3 separate regions of the Homo sapiens genome follow, and all the other regions are linked to region 2. A link is a contact called in ENCODE Hi-C or POLR2A ChIA-PET data. All regions are on one chromosome and are shown on one strand. Each heading gives the region's core, a stretch centred on a gene start or an enhancer-like site at or near the end of the contact. The rest is flanking DNA. Distances are from core to core; before and after follow the strand shown.

Evidence for each region. A loop is a pair of places that touch in the nucleus more often than their neighbours do. ChIA-PET counts read pairs that join two places held with the same protein, here RNA polymerase II (POLR2A). Pooled maps may share reads with other maps.
Region 1: a map of Ramos shows a loop between it and region 2 (3-fold over the local background). The contact joins two enhancer-like sites. A Hi-C loop is called at or near these places in 4 of 168 maps with a recorded cell type or tissue (Ramos, esophagus squamous epithelium, heart left ventricle and 1 more), 1 of 37 single-sample maps with no recorded cell type and 3 of 50 pooled maps. POLR2A ChIA-PET finds 5 or more read pairs at or near these places in 2 of 52 experiments (A549 and WTC11).
Region 3: a map of CD4-positive, alpha-beta memory T cell shows a loop between it and region 2 (7-fold over the local background). The contact joins the promoter of SOX9-AS1 here to the enhancer-like site in region 2. A Hi-C loop is called at or near these places in 2 of 168 maps with a recorded cell type or tissue (CD4-positive, alpha-beta memory T cell and GM12878), 21 of 37 single-sample maps with no recorded cell type and 9 of 50 pooled maps. POLR2A ChIA-PET finds 5 or more read pairs at or near these places in 2 of 52 experiments (GM10248 and PC-9).

What each region holds. Positions count from the first base shown.
Region 1 is chr17:71,941,246-71,944,290 of GRCh38, reverse strand. No RefSeq gene overlaps it. Among named protein-coding and RNA genes, the nearest start is that of ROCR, 83 kb to the left of the region's middle. Within about 2 kb of position 1,435, at least 2 of the 41 ENCODE cell types and tissues checked have a DNase peak (open chromatin) inside an H3K27ac peak, as active enhancers do.
Region 2 is chr17:72,006,412-72,009,641 of GRCh38, reverse strand. No RefSeq gene overlaps it. Among named protein-coding and RNA genes, the nearest start is that of ROCR, 18 kb to the left of the region's middle. Within about 2 kb of position 1,306, at least 2 of the 41 ENCODE cell types and tissues checked have a DNase peak (open chromatin) inside an H3K27ac peak, as active enhancers do.
Region 3 is chr17:72,114,314-72,117,609 of GRCh38, reverse strand. It overlaps SOX9-AS1 (SOX9 antisense RNA 1), which reads left to right and starts at 1,594. Exons shown (of 7, transcript NR_103738.1): 1 at 1,594-1,756; 2 at 3,210-3,296.

The DNA of each region.
Region 1 (3,045 bases), core at 186-2,685, 65 kb after region 2:
ACACCCCACTGTACTGGTACCAATTTACTGTATTAGTCAATTTTCATGCTGCTGATAAAGACATACCTGAGACTGTGAAATGTACAAAATAAAGAAGTTTAATTGGACTTACAGTTCCATGTGGCTTGGGAAGCCCCACAATCATGGCAGAAGGGAAAGAACAAGTCATATCTTACACAGATGGCAAAAGGCAAAGAGAGAGAGCTTGTGCAGGGAAACTGCTCCTTGTATAACCATCAGATCTTGTGAGACTTATTTACTATTATGAGATCAGCATGGGAAAGACCAGCCCCCATGATTCAATTACCTCCCACCGGGTCCCTCCCACAACATGTGGGAATTCCAGATGAGATTTGGGTGGGCACACAGCGAAACCATATCACCATCTCTATATAAAAACAAAACGCCACAACTCTCTTTTATCTAAATTTATGTTCTGCTCCCTTATTCTAGCACTCATCTTCCTGTCCCAGAAGTCCTCTTTTAACTCTTGCCTGGAGATATTGATGAGGTCCTAGAATGCCTTTAGCGTATAGTCCTTTTCCTCCCTCAGCAGGTTCAGTACATCTCTGGCTGGGTTGTGCTGTGACTCTACCCTAGTTATTAACCCACTAACCAGGACAGGAGGGGGGAACAGATCCTGAATATTACACATGCTGTCTTGCAGGAAAAAGGCCTGGGAATTGCATTTAAGCAAGGGAAGGCATTAGCCCATTGGGAAGAGTGAACAACTTCTTCAAGTTCAAAGGGTTCAGGGGAACCTGGGCATCCAAGATTTGTGAGTATCATCAACCCAGATGTCCTCATCTTATGAGTTGAGGCCCCATTCTTTCCAACAGGGGCTGGGGCCATGGCCTTGGCATAGCCACTCTGACTTGGTTGGGAATTAACCGTCTTTGGCCTGGTGTTCTGCTTTCTTTACCTTCTTCTAGAGAGAATGAGAGCATCTTTTGATGTGACCAAGGAAGTCCTCTGGTTTTCCCACTTAGCTTTGAATTGCTGATTCATCACACTCAGTTTTTGTTGTTGTTGTTGTTGTTTTCTGGAGTGTCAGTCAAGTAGAGCAATGGCCACCCAATTCTACTGTCCTATGGTTGTCCCTTTTTAAAGGCCTCATACATTGCATTGGCTGGCATAGTCCCTTCCACCGCTACACCACCCCAGTCCACCAGTGGTGAAAGTTCAAAAATCGCTCTGCTCCATGTGCCAGGGCTACCTGTGCTTCACCTGTCACCAGTGAAGGGGTCCTCACTGCCAGTTGGGTGAAAGGGGATCAAGTTCCAAAGTCTCATCTTAGTGTCTGCTATCTCAGCCCATTCTTGGCACCAGTTGTCACTGGCTGAGTTCCTTGGGAAGCAGACTCCAAGACAGAGATCAGAGTGCAGGACAGGCATGACAGAGAGCTCCTGGGATCAGCATCTTGTGACCAAAAGGGGAAGTGAGGACGACTGGGCAGAAGGAAATGCTGGGCTGCAATGCAGAAGTAACCGCAGGAAGCTCTGGAGCTAGAATTGCCATCTGAATTGTCCAGGGCTAGTGGGGAGGAGGTTGGGCCTTTGAACTTCATGTTGATGAGTTGCCGGTATGAGCTGCTTTGGGAGAAGGCACAACCTTCAGTGAGGCAGCTTTCTCCAGTGGGGGCACTTCTGGAAGAAGGCTGACAGCTGAGGTCCATCCCAGCACAAACTGCAACTGAAGAAATCAAGTTTCCATTCCTGAAGGGAGGTCTGAACGGCACATCACAGCGTCCACTTCAGATAATTCTGAGGAATTACTGGCATATTTCATTTGTTAATAAAAATCTAAACAGAGAGCCACAGCGTCCACTTCAGATAATTCTGAGGAATTACTGGCATATTTCATTTGTTAATAAAAATCTAAACAGAGAGCCACAGCGTCCACTTCAGATAATTCTGAGGAATTACTGGCATATTGCATTTGTTAATAAAAGTCTAAACAGAGAGCCTCAGTGAGCCTGTAATTTGGACTGTGACAGGCCCAATCAGCAGTGAACACTGCCCTGGAGAGGAAAGAAGCCTTTTGAGCAAAAGGGTCAGTTGACAGAGCATGGAAAAAGGACACAGGACATGGAAAAAGTTTTATAAATCAAACAAAGGGAGAGGAGGTGTGGAGAGGAGGTGTGGAGAGGAGGCGGGAATGAGGGTGTGTGTGTGAGGGTGGGTGGGGGAATGTAGCCTACAAACCACTATAAAGAAATCTTTTTTACAGCAGCCCCAGGAAACTTATTGAGACCTCATAAAATAAAGAGAACCAAGGAAACAACACCCAATGCTAAGTGTCTCTTTCGCTGTTTTACAGACTGGAGTAGGATTTTATGAGCTATTTGACTTTCCCTTTGGATGCCTCTTTAGGAGAAGTTCCTGGTTCTTTAGCCAGTTATTTTAACTTTTGGCCAGGGAGTGAGAAGGCTTCAAAATAGGATAATAACCATTTAGGCTTTCTGGTAACATTCTTCAGTTGTTGACCACAGCAGGCACTTAATTAGCCCACGTGGAATATTTGAATTTGCCAACATGAGACTTCTATTCCTAGGTCCCCTTGGATAGGAAGATAAAGTCCAGTGGCTATGGGAATATGACTTTGAGGGGCTCCCTCCATTCTTTCAGTGAGATCCAGCACTAAAGAGCTTTGCTTACAGACAAGTCAGCAGACTATATTTACAAGCTTCCTAGATGCTGAACCAGCCTCAAGATGGGAAGTGAAGTTGTAAGCTCTAAGAACTTAAAATCCTCCTCTTTCAAAATGATTTGGCCATCAGAATTGGCTTATTCTATTTGGCCAGGCAAGGAGGAAAAGAGAAACCCACTTCCTTTCTCTATCTACACAAAGAAAGAAAGCAATGGTGTTTTCATGAGAAATTCTTTAGTTTGTTCTAAAGTGATCCAAGGCATAAAGGTCTCTAGTTTAAAAAATTTGAGGGTCATTTTGATCTTCATTGTACTTCCTCTGTTGTTTAACAATTTCTGGCCAGGCATGGTGGCTCACACCTGTAATCCCAGCACTTTGGGAGGCCGAGGTAGGCGG
Region 2 (3,230 bases), core at 57-2,556:
GATATAACATACATAAAACATGCATAAAGATATACTTTATGTATATTTCTATTTGTCCATATTTCTACCTACAGAGACATATTTCTGTCTCTCTCTCTCTCTCTCTATCTCTCTCTCTCTCTCTCTCTCTCTCTATATATATATATATATATATATATATATATATATATATATATGTCAAAGTCTATATAATATATGCCATGTTATTATATGGACATAAATACAAGACTTTGCATTCTTGAACAAAAGCAATTGCAATATTACATAAGTATTGCACAAGTAACTGCAATATTACAAGTTTTATTTTCACTCAGATTCCATTATTACATGACTCTTTTCTTAATTCCCCTTGGAATGGATGTAGGTCTCATCCAAATACCCAAACAGAATCACTTCCTAATTGCAAGTCCTTTCTATGGCAATGGAAAATATATTCTTCTTACATGTTTGTTTTGTGGTCATCAAGGTTTCCCATCCACGGTCTTTCTGTGAATTCCCTTTGGGCTTAGTTTGGCCCAAAGGAGTGTTTGCAGGAGTGACTGGAAGACAGGCTCACTTTTGATAAAGGCATATCATTTCATCAGATTTGACACATTCAGAATCCTACCCACCCTCAGTACCTGGGGTTTTTCAAATCATATATTAATCTGTGTCAAGTTGACTATTGTCCGGTATTTTCAGGCCCTTGACTGGAAGTAACAGGGCTGAGAGAGAAAAGAAATCATATCCTGTCAATAAGCGCTGAAAATATTTAGTGTGGCAAGCTCTGTGTTTTCTTTCTTATGAAAAGCTGATTAATATTCAGTGGTTGAAGGTTAATACTCCATTCATTTTATTCACTTTACATCCTGCACACAGCAGTGACTGTTCCAATTTCAACCCCTAATTCATACAAATCTGGTTCCAATCAGGAGATTAGTAACTTACTGCCTAAGCAGAAACAAATCACACAATTGCTAAGCTTATCTTTCTACCCATGCACAGACACGTACATGTGCTTGAAATGGACTCATTCATGGGCAGATGCAGATTCATACAGACAGCAAAGCTTCATCAATGTGGATATAGCTAGGAAATTTCATTTGCTGGCACAACATGTGATAGGGACAGATACATGAAACTGACACGAAGAAGGCATTGTCTACATATATTCAGATGTGCCCAAGTCTCGAAACTGATTCAATAATTGTGCCCCTATTATGTCTTCTATATCACAAATATTTCTGTACTGAATCATATTTTAAACATATTAGGATGAGTCATTAAAAGACTCCCTACACTTTGTTCTTTCGCAGACTATGGCTTTATTCTGTGAGTTAACTACCACGGCTCAGTATGTTTGTTTACAAATTCATTTTTATGTTCAAAGGGTTTCCATACAATTGGACACCACTTTTTTTAAGGAGGTGAAATTGCAGCAGGATGAACCTGACAGTAATAATAAGCGAAGTTTTTCTGATTATATACGTAAAACTTCAACACAAGTCACCAAGGTAGGAAGAGAATTCACATTTCCTGAATATTTTTTGAAATCATATCTCATTTGTCTGGAAAGGATTAAGATCAGCCCTGCAGAGGTCTGCTCTGAGGCTCCTTGTTTAGCGAGTCTGTGATTTAGGGATATCTGTCCATAGTCATTCTGCAGGAAAGATGAGGGTAGGTGAGCATCTGCACTCAGGGTAGGAGGGAAGGTAGGGTAGGTATGTGAAGCAGTTTGCTCTTTAGATGATGGCACACAGAAGCTGACCTAAAGAACAAATCATCACAGCGACTGGCCATCAGATGGCGAGAATAATGGTGATTGTTTTGTTGTTTTTAAATATTGTGTATATTTTTGCTCAACACATATGTTATGCTGCTACAAAACGGACACAGTGAGACTAAAAATATGTCTCAGTGTTTCATACTACCAGTGCTTTATTTAGGGGACTTGATTTTGATTCCTTACTGAAAAGGATGTTTTCCAAAGCCTTGGAGAGATGGGAATGAACGCGATGCTAATACAGCTTTTTTGAAAGCCTAAAATCGATTCATCACCTAGAGACCTCTAGGGTTTCATCCTCCTTTCCTTTCCTTTTTGACTCCTATATTACAGAAAAAGGCAAAGTGCCAGATTTAGAGCTTACAAAACAAATACAAAAGCAAAAAACCCACAAAAATCACCACCACCATCACCACTGAACAACCGTGTCTTAGAATCATATCTCTTTCACTTGCTGGTTAAATGGCCTTGACTTCTCTGAGCCTCTTACTCTAGATGGAAGATGAAACAATGCAAACATGATGCTTAGAACATCACAGGACCTCAATGGTGGCCATTAATTACAGGTTTGATGTGAGGACTATGAATTCATATTTGTGAAAATATTTGGAAATCTATGCATTGTTAAATTATGCATCGTTACTATTTCTTGGTGTAATTATATATACATTTTTTAACCTTTAAGTTCAGGGGTGCAAGTGCAGGCTTGTTTCATGGATGAATTTGACACATGGGGGTTTGTGGTACAAATTATTTTATGACCAAGGTATTAAGCCTTGTACCCTTTGGTCATCTTTCCTGATCCTCTCCCTCCTCCCACTCTCCACCCTCCAAAAGGCTCCAGTGAGTTTTATTCTTCTGTGTCCATGTGTTCTCATCATTTAGCTCCCACTTATAAATGAGAACACGCAGCATTTGGTTTTCTGTTCCTGTGTTAGTTTGCTAAGGATAACGACCTCCAGTTCTATCCATGTCCCTGCAAAGGGCATGATCTCATTCGTTTTTATGGCTGTGCTGTATTCCATTGTGTATACATACCACTGTTTCTTTATCCAGTCTGTCTTTGGTGGGCATTTATGTTGATTCCATGTCTTTGCTATTGTGAATAGTGATGTCTTTATAACAGAATGATTTATATTCCTTTGGGTATATACCCAGTAATGGGATTGCTGGGTCAAATGCTGGTTCAATTTTTGTCTTTAGGTCTTTGAGGAATCACCACACTGTCTTCCATAATGGTTGAACTAATTTACACTCCTACCAACAGTGGATAAGCATTCCTGTTTCTCCATAACCTTGCCAGCATCAGTTATTTTTTGACTTTTTAATAATAGTCATTCAGACCAGTATTAGATGGTATCTCATTGTGGTTTTGATTTGCATTTCTCTAATGTTCAGTGATATTGAGCTTTTTTCATATGATTGTTTGCCACGTGTATATCTTCTTTTGAAAAGAGTCTGTTTATGT
Region 3 (3,296 bases), core at 345-2,844, 110 kb before region 2:
ATTAGAGGTGATGGGAGAAGGGGTTACCCCTTGTCTATTCCAGTTCCCCAGGCCGGGTCCCTTGCAGGTAGAAGACTCCTATCCCTGGAGGGACAGGTCCCCGTGTCGCGGGCTCCCAGCCGCTCCTGTAATTAGTACATTTCGCTGGGCTTGGAGAGTGTTTATCGTCCGCTCTTCACGCCGGACACGAGTTTCTTGTGGAAGGGAGCGGCCGGTAAGCCCGTCTCTGGACTGGCGCTGGGCTGGACAGCAACAGCTAAGGGGAAAAGGAAAGTACCAGATAGCGTCGTAGGTGCGCAATAAATATCTGTTGACTGATCGAATAGATGTCACCTGTGGACGTGTTGCCCGAGTGAGTGCATGTCCCATCACAGCCGCCAGACCTCCCAGCGACAGTTGCGAACACGCGATGCTTGTGCATTCCTGCGTGTGTATTTCTCCCCACACGGGAGCCCGACTTTGGGAAGTTGACCGGCATGTGCCACTCAGGGCTGTGGAATCCCGACTCCGCTAAAACTGCAGACCAAGAGGCCCGTTTCAGTTTTCTTCCCTTTCCTGTTTTCGAAAAAAAGAAAGATGAGGTGGACGGGAGGTGTCGGGTGAGGGGGCGCGAACCTCCAATCTGCCCTGGTGACCTGGCCGGGTCTGGGGGCGTCGGGCGGCTGTAACACAGCAGGGCGCCCCGGGGGTACGGACCGGAGCCCAAGTCAGAGACCAGACCAGCTGGCTTGTCGTGGAGCTGCGGAGCCGATCAGGGAAAAAGGAGGGGTGGGAGTGGAAGGCCCCAGTCCCAAAGGGACAGCGCTCCCAAAGGGAGCGTGCTCTTTTTTCATTCTGGGTTTTGCGAAAATATCTGTCCTTAGCTGTGGCACCGGGGAGCCGCGCGTCATGCGGCTTCCCTCAACTCATCCCTAGAACGCCCTGCGGAAAATTTCCTAGGCCATCTCTTCCCCCTAACGCCCACTCCCACTATTTTAAAAAGTCTTTCAGGCATTTTTAGCTGAAGGTGATTTTGCCTTGGTGATTTAAAAGTAAAGATACAGTAAGCGCTCAACGCAGTGGTGCCTCCTTTGCGACATACTCGGCCGGGGCCACTTCGGCCCCAAGAGCTTCCTCCGCACGAGCAACTGCTCCTCCCCTTCGATCACCTTTCAGTTTAGGTCTATGCAGTCTCAGGTACCGACCAAAGAGGGCTGAGATTCTCAGGATGGTTTTGTGGGGTTTCCCTAGGGGAGGGCAGGCTCAATGGCGATGATTGCATCTCAGCCTGGAGGGATTCTAACCAGCGCTTCCCTCTAAGAGATCCCATTGGGTGGGTGATTATTCCGGATCTTAATCAGAGAAAGTGTCCCCATCAAGCCACGGAAATAGAGGACATGCTTGTAAGGTGCAATTTCGAAGGTAACGGTCAGAGTTAAAGACCAATTATCCTGTCTTCCCTGCGATCCTTTCCGTCTCAACAGGACCCGGGAAGTCCCGGGCAGAGCGCATCTCCCTGGCTCCTGCAAGCTACGGCTTCACCCAGCTTCGTGTTGGGCTCCGTTTTGGTTTTGGAGCGGCGTGAGGGAGTCTCGGGGGCTGGGTCGACTGCCACTGGCCTGAGCTCCGGACTCCGGGGACAGCGCGTCCTGTCCCGAGGGCCTCCCGCCCCCCGGGAAGGCCAAGGTCATGAGGTCAAACCCCAACTTTTGGGCTTCCGCGAGAGTAAAGCCCCCGGATGGTCCTCGGAGCTGTGACGTCACAAAAAGTGCTTGGGGTAGGCGGACCCACGGCTTTGTTAAACAGCCCAGGGGCTTCGGGGAGGAGTGGGGGCCCAAAGCAACTCAGGGACCCGTTGAGCTTCCTGCTTTGTCATTGTTTATTTCAAATTAATTTCATGATGCCTGTCGCTGACTGCAAAGGCTGCAGGAGAGACAGGCTGCCCTCGGGGTCTCTCCCAGCCTAGATAGGCAGACCAGGGATTTTTGAGAAAGCAGAGATTTTTGGTTTTCTTTCTTTCTTTCTTTTGTTTCTCTCTGTGCCATCTTTCTCCCAAGGCCCTTTCTCTCACTGATGTAAAAGGAAGAAGTGGAATAGTAAATGTCTTCTTTTTCTGTCTTCAGCCTTTTGTTTTCCGGATGGGTTGTGAAATTTGGACTGGCCTAGGAGAGGGGACAGTATTCCCCTTCCAAATCATTAAGACCCGGAAAATATAACAGTGTTCCTGTCACTATCTTTTGGATCACATGTGTTTACCCCCACGAGAAAGGGCAGGTTGATTTCTTCCACAGAGTTCTAGGACTGGAACCTGTTACTTTTTCTTCCCTAGTTTCCAGGTTGGCTAAAATGTGAGGGAATCCTGACAGAACACAGACAGAAGGCATCAACTGTATTACAGAAACTGGTCCCCTTTGGGGTCCCCCTAAAGCTCGCAAACTGTTAGCTTTGGTTGGCAAAAGAAGACTTTTTGTCTCATCTGCCTTAATATCCACAGGCAAAGCAGAGACAGATAAACAGTTACTAGTATAATTTAGGGGTAGGGTCACTATAGATTCAAGTATATGGGCATTTAATCTTTCCCCTAAATACTCATTTTCTTGGAGCAGTGGAGACATCTCATAGGTTGAGATGTTTTCCTCAGCAGCCAGGAGAAAAGGTGGTGTCTAACCCTGACGGAGGGGTTGATACTGTACCTGGAAGGTATGCTTTCTACCGTATGATTGGACAGAAAGGCAGAGTAGGTTTGCTCAGATATTCCACCCAGGCGTTCACCCCATCCCCACGCCTCCAGGGTCCACTTCTCCCCAGGGACCTGGCTCTAGAGTTTTCCTAGGGAGCTCCCAGTAGAGCATTAGTTTGAACCCCAACTATATTAAATATATGCTGTATCATGGGCGGCAAAGCAGGCTGTTGCGGGTGCTTGCAAATTTGCAAAGTATGGACGAACACGAGGCTGGGCAGGGATGGGGGGAATGGGGTGGCTACATCTAAATCTTTCTAGGACTCCAGATGACAGAGTAGAGTTCTGGGTAGAGGAAGTACAACGTGGTGGAGACACCATGTCCTTTCCATCCTGTCTTTCCCTGTCACTTGTCATGTCTCTCCCATTTAGCCCAACGTCAAATCATTCTGATTTTTGAATAAATCAATTCAGTGAATATTGCCTGAGGGCTGACAATGTGCCTAAACTTCTGAAGGAGACAAGATTTCATCTCTGCTGTTGTCTCCAGGTCTGGTTTCCCGCAGAATCCAGCCTCTGTCCACGTGAACTCTGCTCTGTCCTCTGGGCTCATAATGTTCTGAGACTCTTGCTGCCT